Regions from separate parts of the Homo sapiens genome. Here region 2 is linked to region 1. The links are chromatin loops, found by intact Hi-C in ENCODE. Cell type or tissue: thyroid gland. All regions are shown on one strand. Each heading gives the region's core, and the rest is flanking DNA. Links, peaks and the distances in the headings are about the cores only.

Evidence for each region. Peaks named below come from ENCODE experiments on the same cell type or tissue, not always from the same donor. Only the 100,000 strongest peaks of a DNase experiment are listed, where the experiment ranks them.
Region 2: it touches region 1 in a loop (2.4-fold over the local background); 12 of 110 quality-filtered maps call a loop at or near these places.

The regions. Positions count from the first base shown.
Region 1 is chr11:117,432,145-117,443,247 of GRCh38, reverse strand. It overlaps DSCAML1 (DS cell adhesion molecule like 1), which reads left to right. Exons shown (of 33, transcript NM_020693.4): 22 at 3,312-3,429; 23 at 3,819-3,982; 24 at 4,265-4,363; 25 at 5,165-5,353; 26 at 5,839-6,126; 27 at 7,449-7,604; 28 at 9,777-9,807; 29 at 9,992-10,110; 30 at 10,744-10,896. Among named protein-coding and RNA genes, the nearest start is that of CEP164, 110 kb to the right of the region's middle. RefSeq lists enhancers at 1-692, 4,565-5,539, 7,824-7,873. In thyroid gland, for the core only: no CTCF peak of the experiment used is centred there; DNase peaks (open chromatin) are centred at 4,707 and 5,227.
Region 2 is chr11:117,617,901-117,627,741 of GRCh38, reverse strand. All of the region lies in intron 3 of DSCAML1 (DS cell adhesion molecule like 1), which reads left to right. Among named protein-coding and RNA genes, the nearest start is that of DSCAML1, 170 kb to the left of the region's middle. In thyroid gland, for the core only: a CTCF peak has its summit at 6,305; no DNase peak of the experiment used is centred there; H3K27ac peaks cover 911 bases.

The DNA.
Region 1 (11,103 bases), core at 534-8,533:
CGCGCAGGTAGAGCTGCAAGGCTGAGCGTCTGCCTCTCCCTGGGGCGTAGGAACTGGCCACAACTAGCCCAGGACCGCAGGTCCTCTACTTGCCGTTGGGCCTCCCTGGGCCCCTCCTCACTCCCCCACTCTCTTATCCACCGCAGCCCAGACGAGAGGAGGTGGTGCCTGCGCAGCCTGGCCAGCCTACCGGGGCCACTCAAGCTTCTCTTGGCCCAAACACAAGAGCCCCAAGCCCTACCCTGCCGCGGGCTCAGAGCCAGCCAGCATCTGATCGAGGGCCTACGGTGGGCCAGGGGCTTCCACCTGCCCTGCCAGCAGGGCTTGTTGACCCATTCCACAGCTGAGCAACCTGAGGCAGGAGTGGCATGGGCTGCAAAGACAACCGGGAAGGAGTGAGCTAGCTCTCCCAGCGCCAAGTCAGGGCTCTTTCCACACAGCCTCAGCACCTCCTACCACCCCCTAACCCCTACCACCAACCTCTTCTTCAGGAAGGGAAGGGGCCTAAAGCCTATCACCCTTCCAGAACAGCTAGCACTGGCCCAGAGGCAGGAGTGTGAGGGCTGGGCATCTTTGCAGAAGGCTGGCCTCTTCTCCTGGGGGCATTAAATAAACACGGTCCTAGAGAGCTGTGGACTTCCTAGAACACATTCACACAGCGTCACCTCACAGCCGCCCTGTGAGGTGGGAAAGACAACCACTCCTGCCCCCTTCCCCCATACACACACACGCACACACACACTGCACACTCATACATGTGCACACGCACAAACACATGCATATGCACGCGCACACACTTATACACACAGACCCACACATACATTTACGCACATACACATACTAATGTGCACACACATGCATACACACACTATACACACTAATATATGCATACACACATGCACACACATACACACTATACACACTAATACATGCATACACATATGCACACATATACACACATACACACTATACACACTAATACATGCACACACATATGCACATGCATACACACGCACACACACACTAGACACACTAATACATGCACACATGCACACACATACACACTATACACACTACATGCATATACGCATATACACACGCATACACACATGCATACACGTGCACACTCACATATGCACATACACAACATGCACTCACATGCATGTGCACAAACACGCATCTGCGCACACACATACACTAACACACACACACACATACACACACTCACATGCAGATGCACATACACACCCACACATACACACACATATGCACACACACCCTGAGACACAGATTCAGGGAGCCAACCCCAGCCTGTGGCAAAACCAGGTCTGGAACCTGATCTCTGGAGAAACTCTGAGAACACCCACAAAGCCCCCAGGCTTCTCACCGCCCCCGCATGGAGGCCGTCTTCATGTGGACCCCTCTGCCGGGCCTGTCTGGTGCCCCCACTGCTCCAAGCAGACCCCAGAACTCCCCTGCTCTGAGAGCCCCTTGGCACCTGGCACGACCAGCACAGGAGCCCACCCCCACGCCATGCACCTGAACCTCTCAGCTGCTCCCTCACTCTCACTCTCCCTCCACCCCAAGAAGGGCCCCAGCTCCATGGGCCTCCTCTACTCTCTGAGGCACTTGGGCACTTGGTTCCTTTAAATCTGGGCCTGGCGATCTCCCAGGCACTAGATGCATTTACCCACCCACCACACTCTGGGCACCTGTGGCCCCGCACCTTCTGTGATGCTGCTGACCCAGTCCTCCGCCACCACCCTTGGGACACTCCCGTCCTCTCTTCTGTGCCTGTGCATGCTGATCCTAGAGTTGGTCACTTCCCTGTCAGTCTGCATCCCCTCCTGTGGCCTCATCATGCCTGCTGACTCTCAGATCAGCGTCTTTGGTCCAGGCATCTCTCTGGTGCTCCAGAACACGCACCCACCTGTGGTCTAGCTACAGCTGTGGCTGCACTGTGGACTCAGTATGAGATGAAGCCATCCGGTCCTTCCTGCCAAGCCTGCCCCTCCTTCAGTGTGCCCTGTTCCCATGAGGGTGCCATCACTCACCTTGGTGGCCCAGCCAGAATCCTGGGAGCCATCCTTCCCTCCCCGCTCTCTTCCCCCAAACCAGCCAGACCCTAAGTTTTGTCAGCTCTTGCTCTGAGCCCCTCATCTCCCCACTGCTACGCATCACCTCCAGCCTGCATTCTGGCCACCATCCTGTCACGTTCTGTGTCCTCCAGGACCCCCTCCACCAAACTATCCTCTGCAAGCAGCCAGGATGCATCTGAAATCGGCTGAGGACACCACTCCTTTTTTTTTTTTTTTTTTTTTTTTTTTGAGACAGAGTCTTGCTCTGTCACCCAGCGTGGAGTGCAGTGGCATGATCTCGGCTCACTGCAACCTCCACCTCCCAGGTTCAAGCGATTCTCTCGCCTCAGCCTCCCGAGTAGCTGGGGTTACAGGCACCTGCCATCGTGCCCGGCTAATTTTTTGTATTTCTAGTAGAGAGACAGGGTTCTGCCATGTTGGCCAGGCTGGTCTTGAACTTCTGACTTCAACCTCAGGTGATCCGCCTGCCACAGCCTCCCAAAGTGCTGGGATTACAGGCGTGAGCCACCAGGCCTGTCCAACACCACTTCTTATAACCCTCTGGTGGCGGCTTTCTAAGAGGGAGTCCAGTCTCCTGGCCCTGCCAACAAAGCCCCCAAGATTCTACTTCTGCCCGTCCCCTTGGACTCAAGCTTTGGTTACCCCAGAGTATTTGCAAACCCTCACAGCTGCCGTGAGCTTCAGGTCTCCATGTCTGTGCTTAGTGCTATTCCCTCTTCTTGACATGTGTCTCCTTCCCTGCTTATAAAGTCTTTCTTAACCTTCAAGTCAGAGCTTCCAATTCCAGATGCTATTCCCGGCCGTTGCCTCCACTGCCCACTTATGGGCAGCATTCATTCCCCCTGCCTCGCACCCCTAGGCTTCCTCGTGCCTGCACCTACCATAGCATTTTGCCCCGTTATAATTTTTCCTTAAGTATCTGTCTCCCTCTTGGATGGTGATCAACGTGAGGACAGGGAATAAATCATACTCATTTTTTGAATCCTCAGAGCCTCTTGTGATCCTGACCATAACTGGTATTTCATCAATGTTTCTTGAGTCAATGTCTCCCAGCCAATATTCCCTGACACCTACCCCTCACCAAAAGCCCAAGGTGGAGGTCAGATCGGGGAGGGAGGATTTGAACTGTAAATCCAGGGGGCCCTAAGGAAGGAGGCCAGGATATTGTGCAGGGGTAGAAGTGGAGTGGCCCTCATCCTCTCCTCCCTGTAGCCCCAGCAAAGATCATCTCCTTTGGGGGCACCGTGACAACACCTTGGATGAAAGATGTTCGGCTGCCTTGCAATTCAGTGGGAGATCCAGCCCCTGCTGTGAAGTGGACCAAGGACAGGTGTGTGTCGGGACAGTGGAGGGATGGGGTGGCCCCAAAGAGGGATATAGTAGAAGAGCGGTGTGGAGAAGAGTCTGGGGCCCTCCTGCCTGGTGACCCGGTTGCCTCCAGGCCTGCAGAGGCCCTGCAGGGTGTGCTGCTACTGCTCTCTCAAGCAGGCCTGGCCTCCTGGCTCCCCTCTTGGGAGCCAAGGACCTCCCTTCCCCGGATGGTTAAAGAGGCTGGGTTACCTCATACCCCCAGGGAGTGCTGAGCAAAGCCCCAAGAACCCGGCGTTCCCTGGCGAGCCTCCTTCCACCCCCAGCTCTCTTTGTCACACACCGGGGGGAGGGCCTCAGGAGGAAGGGGTGCTTGACATGACCCACCCGCCCCATCCTCGCCCCTGGCAGTGAAGACTCGGCCATTCCAGTGTCCATGGATGGGCACCGGCTCATCCACACCAATGGCACACTGCTGCTGCGTGCAGTGAAGGCTGAGGACTCTGGCTACTACACGTGCACGGCCACCAACACTGGTGGCTTTGACACCATCATCGTCAACCTTCTGGTGCAAGGTGAGGCTCTGTGAGGCAGGTGACCCCAGGTGGGGACAGGGATGGAGAAAGGGTAGGGATTCCATCATGCGAGAGGGTCATCGAATGGAAGAAGCCAAACCAAGGGAGAGACAGACCTCTGGAGAAACAGAGGTGCACATGGAAGGGGAGGCAGGAGAGCTGGGGAGTGGGAGTGGGAGTGAGGGTGTGGGAGAGCCAGCACCTTCCCGTCACGGGGGGACTCCCCACACCCCATCACAGGGTCCGCCCTTGTGCTAAGGGGTGGTGGCTTTCCCCTCACAGTTCCCCCGGACCAGCCCCGCCTCACTGTCTCCAAAACCTCAGCTTCGTCCATCACCCTGACCTGGATTCCAGGTGACAATGGGGGCAGCTCCATCCGAGGTGAGGAGGGGTCTGGATGCGGGGGAAGATAGGGGAAGGAATTCTGGGCCCGGGGCAGGGAAGGGGCTTCACCCACTTCTGCCATTTGTCTCCAAATGACAGAAACGATCTGGGGGCCAAGTGACCCACAAGGAAGTCACTCAAGTGCCAAGGGAACTGCAATGGCCCAGGCACCTGGGATTTAGTACGCCCGCCCCTCCAATGCCACTTGTGAGCTGTGTGACCCTGGAGTAGGCTGTTTCCCTCTCTGAGTCTGGGTTTCCCAATCTGTCGAAGTAGACAAATGGACTACTAGATCAGTGCTTTCCAAGTGTGGGCGTGCGTCTGCGTCACCAAGGGGCCTTGTAACAATGCAGTTCTGACTCAGCGCTCTGGGCTGGGGCTGAGGACCTGCCTTTCTAACACGCCCCAGGTGCTTCTGAGCCTGCTGCTCAGGGGGCCGTGTCTAGATCCTAGTGAAGATCTAGACAGGACCCCTTGTGAGCCTCACAACTCTGGTTTTCTCCCCTCCCGAACCTGCCGCTAACCCCTAACACTAGAACCAAAGTGACAGCGTCAGACCCGCCGGGGGCTGGACCCCAGGCCCTCACAGTGTTTTGTTGATTGGTTGGTTTAACATAGAGAGTTGACTGGGGCTGATCCTTCCAATTTTGCTTCTAAGGAGCATATGCCCGTTCCAATGACCAAAAGCCTGACTCTGCCCCCTGCCTGGAGCCCAGCCCCCTGTTGGGGTACCTGAGGCTGGGCTTCTGCTGCCTTGCCCTGCCCTGCCCCCACCTGAATCAGGCCTACCCTCCGCAGGCTTCGTGCTACAGTACTCGGTGGACAACAGCGAGGAGTGGAAGGATGTGTTCATCAGCTCCAGCGAGCGCTCCTTCAAGCTGGACAGCCTCAAGTGTGGCACGTGGTACAAGGTGAAGCTGGCAGCCAAGAACAGCGTGGGCTCTGGGCGCATCAGCGAGATCATCGAGGCCAAGACCCACGGGCGGGGTGAGGCCCAGGCCACTGGGGCAGGGAAGGAGCGATGGGCCCAGGGAGGGTGGGCTAGAGGGGCCAGGTATGGGGTGTAAGGTGGCTGGGGTGGGGAAGGAGGGGTCCAGGGATGCAGGGAGACTGAAGGGAGGAGCCTCAGCCTCCTTCCCGTCACCACAGTGTCCCGATGGATCCCATTAGGAAAAACTAGTTCCACTTCCCCACCGGGTGGCCGAAGGTGGCATTCCTTTGCCTCTTCCCAGCTCCCTTCCTCCTCTACTGAGGCCCCTCTCCAGGCCCTGCCCTTTTCTTCCCTCTCCTCCCTCCCCTCCTCTTCCTCCTCTGCGCCCTGGGGCTTCCCCACCCCATCTGTGCCAAACATGTATTCTCCTGGAGCCACTGCCATCCCAGCTGCCCCAGGGAAATCCTTTCCAGCCCAGCCCAGTCCAGTCCTGCCTCCCACCAAATCTCTCTAACCTCTCTCTCTCCCTCCGGCCTGCCAGAGCCCTCCTTCAGCAAAGACCAACACCTCTTCACCCACATCAACTCCACGCATGCTCGGCTTAACCTGCAGGGCTGGAACAATGGGGGCTGCCCTATCACAGCCATCGTTCTGGAGTACCGGCCCAAGGGGACCTGGGCCTGGCAGGGCCTCCGGGCCAACAGCTCCGGGGAGGTGTTTCTGACGGAACTGCGAGAGGCCACGTGGTACGAGCTGCGCATGAGGGCTTGCAACAGTGCGGGCTGCGGCAATGAAACAGCCCAGTTCGCCACCCTGGACTACGATGGCAGTGAGTCGCAAGGGTGGAAGGGATGGTACAGAGGCTGGAGCAGGGTGGTGCGAAGGAAGTGGGCAGAGTGGCAGATACATAAAGAGACAGACTAATAGAAAAACAGGCAGGAATGCAGGTGGGGGAAATGCTGGCCTGCAGGTGAAGGGGCTGACAAAGGGGACATCAGGTTTGTTGCAGCCAGGTAAGCGGGCAGATGCACCAATGGCCACTACAGATGGACAGACACATAGGTCAGTAATACCAAAGATGGAGAGTCTTTGAAGCTGCAGTCCTCAATCACTGTGCATTGTTTCAGGGAGGTGACAAGGGAGGTAGAGGTGTGGTTGAGGTCCTGACCTCTAAGAACTTTCTGCTGATATGGAATATTAGCCAGGAGGGGACAGCCTATGCTGCAGTCGCAAATACCAAAACCTGGTGGCTTAACCCTGTACTGATTTGTTTCTTGCTCTCTTGGAGTCCTGCGAGGGTTGAGTGGCCACCATCTTTTTGAACATGGAGACTCCAGGATCCACAGAAAAGGCATACTACCAGTTCCTAACTGCATCTGCCACATGGGGATACATACACACGTGCACACATACACACACATACACACACACACACATCCATTGAAGGGACATGGAAGGCTGAATTCATAGAAGCCCATTGTCACAAGTCTACCTATGTGTTAAGGAAACAGAATAAAAGCAGTATTAAAAGGGGATGGACTCAAGCAAGGAAGGCTTCATGAAGGAGGTGACTCTTAAGCAAAGCTCTGAAACAGGCAAGGGTCAGGGCTTGGCAGAGGGTTATGTCAGCAGGAGAACTTGCCATGCTTCCCCACAGGAGCCCCAGGTTAACAGATATGGCCCCCAGGAGGGGTGAGCAGGGAGAGAATGTAGGGTTTGTAGTGGTTTTTGTCTCCATCTGGGGAAGAGAACCCAGGGTCCACTGCCCAGACTTCTCCCTACCATGCTTCACCCTTTGTTCTCCCCACCCCAGCTGGATATCAGAATTTAAGCCCATCAATCCACTCTCTGGGAATGAGCACTGAACTTCAACAGGCGAGAGACTAACTCCAGGAGACTTTAGGCTAATTCTACAACAGTACCAGGACTTTGTTAATAAAATGCAATATTAAAACTACACAACTGTTCATGGCTGTCCTGATAGGACCAGAATTTGGGGAGCAGAGGGGAAGTCCAGGGTTCTGTGCCAGGAGGTGGAGGTCAGAGCCCAAGGGCAGCAAGAGAGGTCAGAGGACTGCCCCACCCATGAGATGTTCTGCACAGCACCTGGCTCATAAGGGACATCTAATTCTATTCTTTGCCCTCATTCAGGCACCATTCCACCCATCAAGTCTGCTCAAGGTGAAGGGGATGATGTGAAGAAGCTGTTCACCATCGGCTGCCCTGTCATCCTGGCCACACTGGGGGTGGCACTGCTCTTCATCGTACGCAAGAAGAGGAAGGAGAAACGGCTGAAGCGACTCCGAGGTGGGGGAGCTTCCTATGGGCCTTCCAGGAGGGGGTGTTGGCTCTCAGCCACATTGTCCCCCCCCTTCCCTGGCTCACAGCACCATCTGGATGATACAGAGTGCCTGTGTCCCCTTGAAGGAGGAGCAGCCACTCAGACTTTCTGAAACCTCCTTAGTTCAGAAGGTTTCGTTCACCACTTCCTCCTCTATGCCCCCAAGACTTTGTGCCTGCCCCAGTCAGGGCTAATATTTAGAGGTACACACTGGTAAAGCCATGTTGATTGTTAAATATTTAAACATTTCCATGTTGGTTGGTAAACAGATGTTGCTCCTTTCCACACTGGATGCTTCATCCCCTCTCACGGGATCCCTGCAACTTTCCTAGGACCCATTCACTAAAGAATAGACCTGCAGGTAGTCTCTAGGACAATGCTCAGTTCTAACTGGGCAGTTTCTGCACCATGTCAGGTGTTAAATATTTTGAATATTATCCCCTTTTTCCATTACCTGATGCCACAGTCTACTGTGAATGGGTCTGATTTACCTCAGTTTTCCCACAGCCTAACACAGTGTCTGGCACCTACTAGTTGCTTCATAAATATACTTTCACTTATTTGGAAAACTTTTATTGGGTCTGCTTCATCATAGATACTGCAAGACTATAGAGATCAATAAAGAACGGCCAAGCCATACTCTTACAGAGTTTATCATCTAATGTGAGGAGCCAGGAGACAATAGTAGCACAGAAGAGGGAATGACTAATGCTCCCTATTGTGTTCAGGAATTGGGTAAATGGATGAATAGATGGTTCAATGGATGGTTGATGATTGGATGGATGAATGGATGGAAGGATGGATGGATGGATGGATGATTGGGTGGATAATTGAATGACTAGATGGGTGGTGAGTAGTTACATGGTTGGATGGTTGAATGGATCACTGAATAAATGGTTGAATGGAAGGATGTATAGATAGAAGGATGGCTGGATGGCTGAATAGATGGCTGGGTGTAAGGATGGTTGAATAAAAGGCTGAATGAATAGATGGGTGGATGGATGGATAAATTGATGGATTGTTGAATGGCCAGATAATGATTATATGAATAGTTGAACAGATAGGTAGATGATTGAACAAATGCTTGGATGGATGGATGACTATTCTGATAGATCGATGGATGACAAGATGGATGGATGGCTGGATGGAAAAACTATTGGAATTGTGGAATGATTGGGTGAATGGTTAAAGGAGTGGTTGGATGTAAGGTTTAACATATAAATATAAGAATGATTGAATGGATGTTGAATTCATGAGTGAATGGTTGAATGGATTACTGGTTGAATCAATGGGTGGATGGATAGACAGATGGATGGTTGAATAGGTGGATGATGAATTAATGGTTGGTTGGATGGATGAATGGATAATTGGATGGTAGGTGGTTAGATGGATGGATGGCTAGATCAGTGAATGGATGGATGGATGGATCAATGGATGGGTGAATGGATAGCCAGACAATTGGATGGTTAGATGCATGCATACAGCTATTTGGGATTCATTCTGACAGCTCATTCTCAGGTATCAGGGGTCTAATAAATTAACTAGGCCCTTTAATTCTCCTCTCTTCCAAATTCCTAACCTGAGAGTCCTGATCTTATTCAAGGCTCCTCTGAGACAAAGCAGGGGCCACAAAATCCATCCATGGACTTTTTGGGGACAGAGGCCCCAGAGGAGGAAGTGAAGCCTCTTGGTTGATATGAGAGTTTAATCATCTGGGGCTTCCCATTGACCACCTCTACTACATCCTCCACTCTCTCCTCTCCACAAGATATAACTGAAGATAAATCTTCCACTGATATCCATTTCCAGCCTGTTATGGTGTTGTGTTTAAGCAGAGTCAATTCATGAAGCAGATGAGGCACTTGCTATGCCCCCAGTGCTTTGGGAAGGTTCTCTCAATTAGATAAAATTTGAAGAAAGGAAAACAGACTTGAGCCAAATCCTGAATTTGGAGCAGTGAAACCGCGTCATGTTTTGGGCTGTTTTGTAGGTCCTTACATTTCTCCTTCTGCTTCTTAGGAGACCAGCCCTGGCCCCATTTTAAGGAATTCTCCACCTTGTTTCCCATGCCTCTCCCATTGTCATCCTGTTCAAACTTCATTCTCACCCAGCCCTCCTCTCCCTCTACTGTTTTGCAGATGCAAAGAGTTTGGCAGAAATGTTGATAAGGTGGGTATCACCAAGCTGCTTCCTTTCTCCTCCCTTCTCCCCTCTGTCCTGAGGAGGACCCAGGAGCCTCGCTCTGAACTCCCAGAATAGGAGGCAGGCTTCTAAAATCCCACTGTCCTGCAGAGCCCCCTTCCCCAACCCCTTATGGCTGCTGAGCCACCACCTCCAGTCTTTCTCCCCACAGCAAGAACAATAGAAGCTTTGACACCCCTGTGAAAGGGCCACCCCAGGGCCCACGGCTACACATTGACATCCCCAGGGTCCAGCTGCTCATCGAGGACAAAGAAGGCATCAAGCAACTGGGTGAGTGACAGGTGCCACAAGTTCCCTGTCCTGCTGGGTGTGCTTCCCCAGGCTACAACCCATGGAAGTCAAACACCAACCCTCATGGCAGTGCCCAGGGTTCTGGCAGTAGCCCCATCAACCACTCAACAACCTTAGAACTCACTGTGGCTTCTCTCAAGGGCTAATTTTCCTCCTCTGTCCAACGGAGGGAATTGCTGGCCTTTCTGTGACTCAACATTGGATAAAGTCTGGGTTGGTGGGTCATGCCTGTTATCCCAGCACTTCGGGAGGCCAAGGAGGGAGGATCACTTGAGGCCAGAAGTTCGAGACAAGCCTGGGCAACATAGTGAGATCCCATTTCTACCACAAAAAAAAAAAAAAATAGCCAGGCATGACACATCCTGTAGTCTCAACTACTCAGAAGGTTGAGGTAGGAGGATAGCTTGAGCCCAGGAGATTGAGGCGGCTGCAGTGAGCAGTGATCACAATTAAGCCTGGGCAACAGAGTGAGACCCTGTCTCAAAAAAACAAACAAACAAATCCACAAACAAAAAACACATTGGATAAAGACAAAGAGAAATTCAGTCACATCCAAAAGAGCTTTAAAAAACAATTGTAAAGGACTCCCAGTAATTGTCCTTCTTTCCCCAGGAGATGACAAGGCCACCATCCCTGTGACAGATGCTGAGTTCAGCCAAGCTGTCAACCCACAGAGCTTCTGTACTGGCGTCTCCTTGCACCACCCAACCCTCATCCAGAGCACAGGACCCCTCATCGACATGTCTGACATCCGGCCAGGAACCAGTACGCATTATCCCCAGGGAGACAGCCCTTTTCCCAACCGGGGTGGCTTGGGCATAGCATGACACAGAGGTGGTGTTTTTTTTTAAAGGGAGGAGGGAGCTTAATGGAATAGAATGCAAAAATGGAAAGCACTGGAATGAGCGTCTGGAGACCTCAACTGCAGATTTACTAACTGTGACCTTGGGCGTATCACTAACTTTATCTCTC
Region 2 (9,841 bases), core at 1,644-9,643, 180 kb before region 1:
CAACTCCAAAATGAAGGTGTTGGAACCGCCTTCAAAACTTCTGTGAGATCATATATACAAAGTGCCTGGCGCAGGAGTTCCCGAAGCTCCCTCCTGGACACTGTGAGGATGAGCTCAGTTACGGAGGAGCTGAACCAAGCCACGGGCAGCAGACGGGCTTTACATAGAGAGCAGGGGCCCAGGCACTGGGCCGTAGGGAATGGTGGGTGCAGCGGCTCAGGGGAAGGCACGAGTGTGGTGATGTGGGGCTGCGAGCAGTGCGACTGGGCACCTCTCCCGGCATTGTACTCAGGCTGGGGACGACATAGAGGCCTTCAGTCAAAGCCCTGGAAATCAGCACCAGCCCCTGTGCCCAAGACCCATGGGAAACAGGGCAGGGCGAATGAAAACCCACCTCAGATGGTGGTGAGGAAGGAGCTTTTGAAGGAGAATAACGTCTAGGAGGGAGAAGAAGAGGCGGGGTTACTTGTAACCTCTAACAGTGTCTTAGCAGACCGGGGGCGGAAGGGAAAACTCCCGCCATCTCCGTTCTGATGGGCAGGACAACGGGATAAGCACGGTCACATCCGCAAGAGAAGAAAAAGAATAAATTATATTTCTCTTGTAATATGTGGCCAGCTTAAAAAAGAGTTAGAAAATTAATTATCTGCTGTTATTAGTCTAATGACCTATACCATTCGAGGTTATTTACCACAGAAATAAAACTTCCCGCCATAAATGTCAGCTAAGCTTCCTGAATGTAAAGTCTCGCAGGCACCACTGCCTGGAGAACTCAGGCCTGGCTGATTTCTTTTGCGGGTTTCCACCCTCTCTCTTCCTTCCTGGAGGATCAGGGTGCTGGTGGTCAGCAAGTGGCAGGCACCGTGGAGCATAGGATGAGATTTTGCCCCTACTCTGCACCTGCCGCTCATGGCCAGGCCCTCTGAGTCTTGTCCCAGGTGGTCACAATGTCAGGGCGGTCCCTGGGGCCAGTAGTCCAGGGATGTGGGGTGGTCCAAGGTGTGGGGCTCTGGAGACATAGGGACAGTGGGTGCCTGCAATGATGATGGGAAAATAAGCGCCTCCTGCATAGAGAGCGCTTGTTTGGGTACAGCTCGAGAATCCGCCACATGCTTTGATGTGCTATGCCCGTTCCATGAGAAGGCAGGCAGCATGACCAGCACCCTTTATGAATAAGGAAACAGAGGCCCAGAGAGGAGACATGACTGCCCCAGTGAAGCGAACAGCCTGGACTCTTTAACTACCTGATAATGGCCCACTCATCTAACTTTGCCCCACTATCAAATCAAGAAAGTATAAATCTTTGGATTAAGAGGAGTGGAGCACCCCTGAAAGCAATCAGGCAGCAGCATGAAATGCCTACATTTGCTACTCAGGGCCCTGGCAACATGGCACAGGGTCCTTTCTGCTTAAGGAGTAGCTTTCTAGGCAAGCCCTTTACTTTGTGTAGCATCCCCAGGGGACCAAGGTTGAGCAGGGGCAGGTGATAACTTGGGCTGATTCTTTGACCAGGTCTCATGCCAGAAGAAGGAGGGGGGGGGGTCTCAGCAAGAGTGGGCTGTGCTAAACACCGCCCACTAGGCATTTTTAATCTCTGGCCTGGAGCTCTGGTATGAGGGTATTCAGCATCCCTGTACCCAGAGCTCAGCTCCAGATAATGGGGCAATGTCCCAGAGGCCTGTGGGAAACCCAGCTGCACAGGCACTAGCCTCAAAGTGTCCATAGAACCTACCTGGAGACAAATGCCTCCTCCACCGATGTCCAGACCATGCCCACAGGCATGGGACCAGCGCTTCTGTCATGGGTTTTAGGGGAAGATGCGCCTCATAGACTGCCACAGCCCCAGGATTAATAGTGTTTCTGATAGGGGACATTGATGGCATTTGGATCTGCACCGTACTTCCTTGGGCAGGATTGCCCCACACATTACAGGCTATTTTGTGTCCCTGGACCCTGCCCACTAAATGCCAGTAGCACCCACAGGCATTGTTAGTAAGAAAATGCCTGACACATTTTCCAACAGCATTTTGGGGCAATGCAAAGTCTGATACAGAGATCTACCATGGAGACGCCTGCAGGAGGCATCTTCATTTTCGACAGTCAAGGCCAGCCCTACCTCAAGCTGTGCCAAGTATGAAGAGCATCCTCTCTGCCCTGGACGCTAGGGCTGACCTGCTGAACAGATGGCCTTGACCATGTTGGGTCACACCACTGGGACCCAGTTTCCTCCTTTCTAAAATGAGGGGGCCCCTCTAGCTTGAATATGTTCACACTTCTCCCCTGCGTCAGGCTGTCAACATGGCTCAGTGTTCTCTCCCCTGCTCATCAGTCATTTATAGCTTAGCATGAATGTGAGTCACTCTCCTTCTTCTCCCAAGGGCATTGCTGTTTTAAGCCTTATCTCTCATTGTGGAATAAAGAGCTTTGTCCCTGCGAAGGAGCTGCAGGTGTTAGGAAGTAGGTGGGAGAGGTGTTTTGAAAGCCAGAGGGTACTTTCCCCGGGCCTGAAATCCCTTTACTCGGTGGTTGTGCTCAACTGGACTCCTCACTCCAGCAACCCATGAGGCCCCCACAGAGAATACATGTGTCTGGGGTGGGAGAGGTAGAGACTAGGGGTGAAGCAGAACTCCCTCTCTGTAGGAGTCCCAGACCAGTGATTCCCAGACCTGACCACACGTTGGAATCACCTGGGGGTCTCTTAAACCATCCAAAGCCCCGGCCACACTCCAGACCAATTAAATTACAGTATGTTGCGGGAGACCAGGCATGGGTGGGTTTTGAAGCTCCTTGGGTGATTCCAATGTGCACACAAGTTCAAACATCACCAATCTAGACCCAAAATCCAACCCTGCCTCCCCAACTCTTGTTCTGTCTCTCCTCTGCCAAGCCACAAATTAATCTGTGCCCCTGCCAGAGAAATCTTTGCTAGATGTCTTCTCTTCCCAATGGGCTGGCTCCTGAAGCAATGATTCTAGCTGGGGGTTGCATTTGACCCCAGGGCTTACCAGGTCTCTCCGTGGGAGTGAGGAAGGAGCTTTTGAAGGAGAATAACATCTAGGAGGGAGAAGAGTGCTCCTGGGGCCAGGCTTAGGAGTGAACAAGTTAAAGGGCCAGGTGATGACTTCCAGGCTCTCATCTGGGGCCACGAGTGCGCATGTGAGTGCCTATCATAATAAAGGACTATCTCACCCATACTCAAGCCATAAAAAAAGGCCAAAACACAAAACCCAAAAGGGCCAAATCCAAGTGCACCTGATGCTTTAAACTTGTAATGCACTGACTTTCCAACCTTCGCCCCCTCAAAGCTTATTTACAGACAGGTTTTGAGCTCCCAAGTCCCCTTCTATTTGCAGATTAATAGTGCCTTTCCATTCACTACTCTATCAAGAGCCACAAGGTCAGGAATGACTCCAGTCATTCTTAGGGGCCTAAAGAATAAACACCTCCTGTTGCAGGCCTCGCTGAGGTGGCCCCTCCTGGCTCTGCTCCCCATCCTTCCCCCTGATCTCTGTGAACGCCTGTGATGCTGTCATTCCGATTCAGCTGATTTCAATCAAGTTGAAGCTGGTGGGTGGCTTTGCAAGTTGGCTAGACTTATTTTAATTTGAAACCAACAAATGGTAAAAAGAAAGTTAATCATTTAGTGAAGGTAACCTGTTCTATTTTTTCACTGCTCCTCCTGCACAGAGAGCTCTCCCTCCCACCTGTCCTTTATGGTACCTGGGTGCCCATTATTATTCTCTTTGCACTAAAGGCTTGACAGCTCCTGTGAAATTGTAACTATGTTTTTATGCAGGGGAACAGCAAGCCATTATCCTCCAATAGTGTCTTAACACATGTTATTCAGATGAGTCAGCATTCTGTGATGGAAGTACCTAACTGGTCTCAGTGTCAGAAGACTTGGGTTCAAGTCTCAGGTGTGTGATCTTGGGCTACCTCGTCTATTGGGAGATGAGGTTAACAATAATAACCAAAAATTATTGAACATTTGCTATATAGCAGGGGCCAGGCTAAGTCTTTTAGAGGCATTGATTAATTTAATCTTTATAACCATATGATGAGGTGTAGGTGTTACTATTATCCCCACTTTAGAGCTTTAGAGGCAAGGAAACTGGCTCTGTTTATTTCACTTTCCCAAGGTTCCACAACGGGTGAGTGACAGAGCTAAGACTATCTAACCCTAGATCCCATGCTAAGGGGCCTTCCACTGCAAGTTTAGCATGTTAGGCCAGGAGCAGTGGCTCACACCTGTATTCCCAGCAATTTGGGCAGCCGAGGCGGATGGATCACTTAAGGTCAGGAGTTCGAGACCTGCCTGGCCAACATGGCAAAACCCTGTCTCTACTAAAAATACAAAAATTAGCTGGTGTCATGGCGCACTCCTGTAATCCCAGCTACTCAGGAGGCTGAGACAGGAGAATCACTTGAACCTGAGATGTGGAGGTTGCAGTGAACTGAGATCACGCCACTGCACTCCCAGCCTGAGTGACAGAGCAAAACTCTGTCTCAAAAAAAAAAAAAAAAAGAAAAGAAAAGAAAAAAGAAAAAAAAGAGTTTAGCATGTTAGACACAGATGCCCTTAAACATGGCAGGAGATTTCAGTTGATGCTAGTTGACGAGAAGCCAGGGTTCTCATGTCTCATAGGAGAGAGAAGGCATAGGCATAGGACTTTGAGATATTAAATAACCTGCCTGAGACCGTAGAGCTAATAAGTGCTAGAAGCAGGATTTGGGCTGAGACCTGCCTAGTGTAAGGTCAGCACTCATAATGGCTACCCTAGCCTGCCCAGTAGAAGAGCATTTATATGTGTACACCTTGCAGCATTTAATACATAGTATGGACTCAGTAAACATAATTATTTATATATAATCTGTATTACTTATTGAATCTGTTACCCGTAGGATCCTTTAGAAGTGCAGCATGGGAAATGTCCGCATGCCAGGTGCCTTGAGGGTGGGGGAGAACGAGGAGCACCAAAATGTAGGTAGTTGAGATGAACTTGAACTTGACCTGCTTCAGTTTTGCTAAAGAGTCTGGGTCTTTGGCTCCCGTCATCCCCAGTGGATCAGGGCTCTGGTCCTTCAGAACTGAATATGCCAGGAGAAACCAGACATAAACTAGAAACAACAGCCCCCTTCCTCCAGGACTCTGGAGTGGAGTGAGAGCCCCAGAATGCACGTGTGAAGGATGGTCCATGTGAGCCTGCGGAGAACAGTCAGGCTCATCGGTGAGGTCAATGTTTTCAGAGGCCCATGTGCAGGATCTGCACATGAGCTGTTAGCTTTATAGGCTCACCACCATTGCCAGCCAGCTCCAGCCTAACTCTGTGCCATCAATCACAGGGGGAAGCAAGGGAGGGCAACTTGGTACAACCTGCCCCTGCTCCTGGAAGACAAATAAAAATTTACATCTTACAGATGGCGGCTTCTCAGCTTCTTCATCTTACACCACAGCAGGTGTGTGTCTCCATGGTGAAGCAGGGTACAGCACAAAGCCGCCTCATTCATGTCTGCAGAGCTTCCAGGCCACCAGCCCTTTGGGATGGACAAAGCTAAATATGGATCTGCTGGGAAAAAAAATCTGGTATTAATATCATCAGTCCTCTTCTCCTTTTAAAGGGGTCCTCATTTTGGCAAACATCCAAGCCTGGACTAGGCAAATGGTCTCTCATTCCACCATTTATTCATCCAGCAAACATGGACTGAGGGTCATCTAAGTTTCAGACCTTGTAGTGTGCTTGCTATAGTAATAAGTAAATATTAAAATAATATTTCAATGTATAGAAAACTTTTTATGAAACACGTCCTTTCATTGATCCTCATGGTAACCTCTTGACAATCCCACTTTTCAATCAGAAAACTGAGGCCCAAGGAGGCTACATACCTTACCCACAACACCTAGCTAATACATGGCAGATTCTTCCACACGTTGTCTTGTTTCACCTTTAAAATAGTCCTGTGAGGTAAATATTGCCTCCTGCATATAGATAAGATCATGAGGTTTTGTGATGTTGTACAACTTGCATAAAACAGCACAGCCAATTCATGAGAGAACCCAGCTTCTAATTCCATAGCTAAGTTCTTTTCCCCAAAAAAATATATATAGCCATATTCTTGGAATGTTAGAGTCCAGTTGAATAACAAGATGCAAGTACATTAACATTTTTTAAAGAAAATGGACCTGCTTTTCCTTTTCCTGAGACTCAGAATCCCCTGGCTTCACTCTTAAAGCACCACTTATCCTCCCTGCCTTCCCCTTTGGTTAAAATGTTCCATGTCTGATAGAGCTGATCTGCTGCACCAGACTTCACAGATAGGTGTCACCACTGAGCCACCTGAAAATTACTTAACTCTAGGGTTTCAAACATTAGCAAATAAATTTATTTCTAGCAGTATATAAATTAAGCATCCACCTGTCATATTTACTTAGAATTGAGCTTTCTGTATGGTCTCAAATGTGTTCATAAGTGCTAAAGGACAACCAATAAAAAGAGTAATAAAACTTGTTAAAATATTTTAAGTAACATGCCTGACAATGCACAGCTAGTAAGTGGTAGAAGCCTTCTTTCAGCAAAGACTTCTAAATGGAGGCAAATTTGGAGCTGGGCTTTGAATGGAGCACAGGTATTTCCCATCTTCAGCTTAATCATCCCAGATGCCATGTCCATAGACAGTAAACCATTTAGCTGAAATGAAGACATTTCTTGCAACCTGGGAGATTTTTGTATCTCTGCTCAAAGCTGAAGTTTGGACTTTAAGTGAACTGTCGTGTATTAAGTATCTACTATGTATGCCTGGTACTACATGAAGCACTTTTACATGCATTACCTTCCTTAATTCTCACAATTTTTCTACACAGTAGTTATTATTGTACCCATTTTGCACCTGTGGAAACTGAGACCCAGAGAGGTTTAGTAACTTGCCCAAGGTCACACAGCTAATAAGTGATGAAAAGGGAATTGGAATTCATCTGTCTGACTCCAAGTCCACTCTTTCTAGTATTTCACACAGACTCTTCATCCTGTGTTTGATCTCCACTTGCCCCCATGGGGAGGGCATCCCATGCTGCCTGTTCAGGCCTAAAACAGGTTTATAGGAGCAAGGATATTTTCTCTGTGACATGCGGGAGGAGAGGACAGCCGCAGGAGAAGGTGCAGCAAAGTAGGGGGCCCCAGTCCAAACGGGTGGCAAACAGACAAGCCTGTCTGAGCAATGGCTTGGAAATCTCCCCTCTGGAGTTAATTTCAGTCACAGTGTCGTTCCTATTAAGTGGAGCAGTTGGTTGGCTGTAGGTGTCAGAATGGCCTTATAAAACTGGAATCCAATCTAATCTTAGGGGAGGTGTGGAGGACAGAGAAAGAGAGGAGAGGGGAGGAGGAGGAGGGAGAGAGAGCTGGCAGTGTTTACAGGTACTGGTAGGGTAAAGAGAACAATTTGTTAGCTCTCCACTGTCGGTGGCTGATGAAATTCAGACCTGGTTCTCTTTTGTATGGGGAAGCTGGATCATGGCCGGCTGGAGCTGCTTCCTCATCTACTTTAAGAGTTTTAGCCAGGGCTTTATCTGCCATTCTGGAAAGGGTGGCACAGTTTAGGAATCGTTCACATATGGGACCTCAAAGTCACTGGGCTGTAATCCACCAGGCTGTTTTTACTCAGCAATGTTTATTGTCTCCAGTGTACCAAGCACCGTACTAAAGATGTTTCACGAAATTTGCTAATTTTTCTTAAATTAGCTAATTTTTCTCACCAATTTATGGAATTGAAATTATTATTCCCACGTAGGCTCAATAAAGCTCCCTGGGGTCTCAAAGCTAATACATAGAAGAGTCAGAATTTGAACTTAGGTATTTTGCTCCGAAGTCCACATGATTGCCCCTGCATCATGCCTCTTAGTGACCTGCCACAAGAATTTGTTGTAGAAAGGGGCCATAAACAAGGTGCCCTGTGACCTGCTATAAATGTGTGAAAGCATAGAAAGATGTATCTATAATCTACTACTCCATCAACTAAAAAGGATGAGATAAAACAAGAAAAACCTTACTTTCCCAAAATGTAACCATTTTTTTTTCAAATCTTCATTTATACCCCTTTAAGTGTACCAACATGAACATTTTGGAATCAAAATATGTTATCCATAATTCACTTTTAAGTTCTTTAGCTGAAAAGGGAACTACAGATTTGCAAAGAGTACAAAAAGAGATTAAACATATTTTCCATTTTCCTCCAAATCTTAATTTTTCTGAAATATTTCTCCACTCTGTGGTCTATAGGGTTACCAAGTATAGACCCTCCAGCCTGGGAGGGTCTTATTCACCAGCACCTTTCCAGGGATGTGGGCCCTGAGGGCAAACCTCCTGAGGCCAGGCCCTCCTGACCCAGGGGCACTCCCTGAGGAAGGTTGGTCTTGGGTGCCCATCGGGTGCCCCAGGCCAATAGCCACGCCTCTGCTGTACCATGACAGCATCCAGGTCTGGCCTTGATGCAGTAGCAAGGCTGTTTCCTAGCGACCAGGTTGGATAGAGAAAGCCTGAGACCAGCCACCAGGGGCTGGAGTAGAGTCACTGAGCACTGGGCCGACTTGGCAGCCCTTACGGGAAGCATATGGGACTGAACAGATGGGCTGGGCACAGGCGCCCCGAGCTAGAACCATAAAGGCAAAAGTGGAGCTGGGGAGGGAACAGAGAGAAAGGCAAAGAAGCCAGGTCAGGAATTGGCTCACTGAGCTGGGCTGGGGCTGGGTGCGTTGGGGAAGGCTTGATCCTGGGATTGTGCAGACAAAGGAGCTCGCCTTCTGCAGTATTCAGCAACCCTATCTGGAAGGTCCCTGTCTCCTGAGAACACCCCCAGTGAGCGGTAGTGGCACTTAAGGCTGTCCTAAGGGGCATTGAGTGACAAGCCCACAAGTGCTGGTCTTGGGCCGCTTAACACAGCCTCCGTAGCAAGAGATCCCATTCCTCAACCCTGTGCTCTCCTTGGCCCACTGAAATGCATCCCCCTCCCTCCCTGCTCCTTGTTTCCCCAGCTCAAATAGAAGCATCTATTTTCCTGCAAAGACAGATTTTTTTTTTTTAAACCAAACCTAAAGGCACTATAAAGAGATGATGAAAGTCACATGGACACTTTAGGGATATTTTATTGTAGGGCTAGAATTTTTTTGCAGCACTATTCTGATGGATGGGTTTCTGAAGCTGGCTTGGAATGGTAGAAAAGGTTATAGGAAGTGGGCATTGTCAGCCTGCGGAAGAGAAGACTCAGGGTGGCTGGGGAGAGTGTGAGTCATAGACAGGTGTTGAAAACTGAAGAGCTGTTATATGAAAGAAGGAATTCACTTATTCTCCAAAGGGTAGAACCAGCAGGTGGAAGTTCCAGGGAAATAAATTTAAGCTCTATTATATGGAAGACTTTTCTTATAATTAAAGCTATCTTAAAATGGAATGGATGCCTTTAGATGGTAGCGAGCTCCCCATCAATGGAGGTGTTCCAGCAAAGACTCAACAACCATCTGGCAGAATGTTGGAGAAGCCATTCAACCATTGAATGAGGTTAGGCCCTTTCCAACCCTGCATGTCTATAACTTTATGAAAGGAGCTGTATTGAATAGCTTAAAAATTTCATTCAAGTAACTCTGAATTTCATGTCCCTAGGCAATTGTCCTTTTTGAATGAGAAGTCATCCTGAAATAGGTATTGTTGAGATCAAAGGTAGCATAGATGAGAGAGAGGGAGAGGGAGAGAGAGACATTATTATAGATCTAGTTTATTACGAGTCTTTGCCAAGTGCTCAGGTGGTGTTGTCCTGCATGGTTACCTGGGCATGGACAGACAGTGTGTCCTTCAACAAG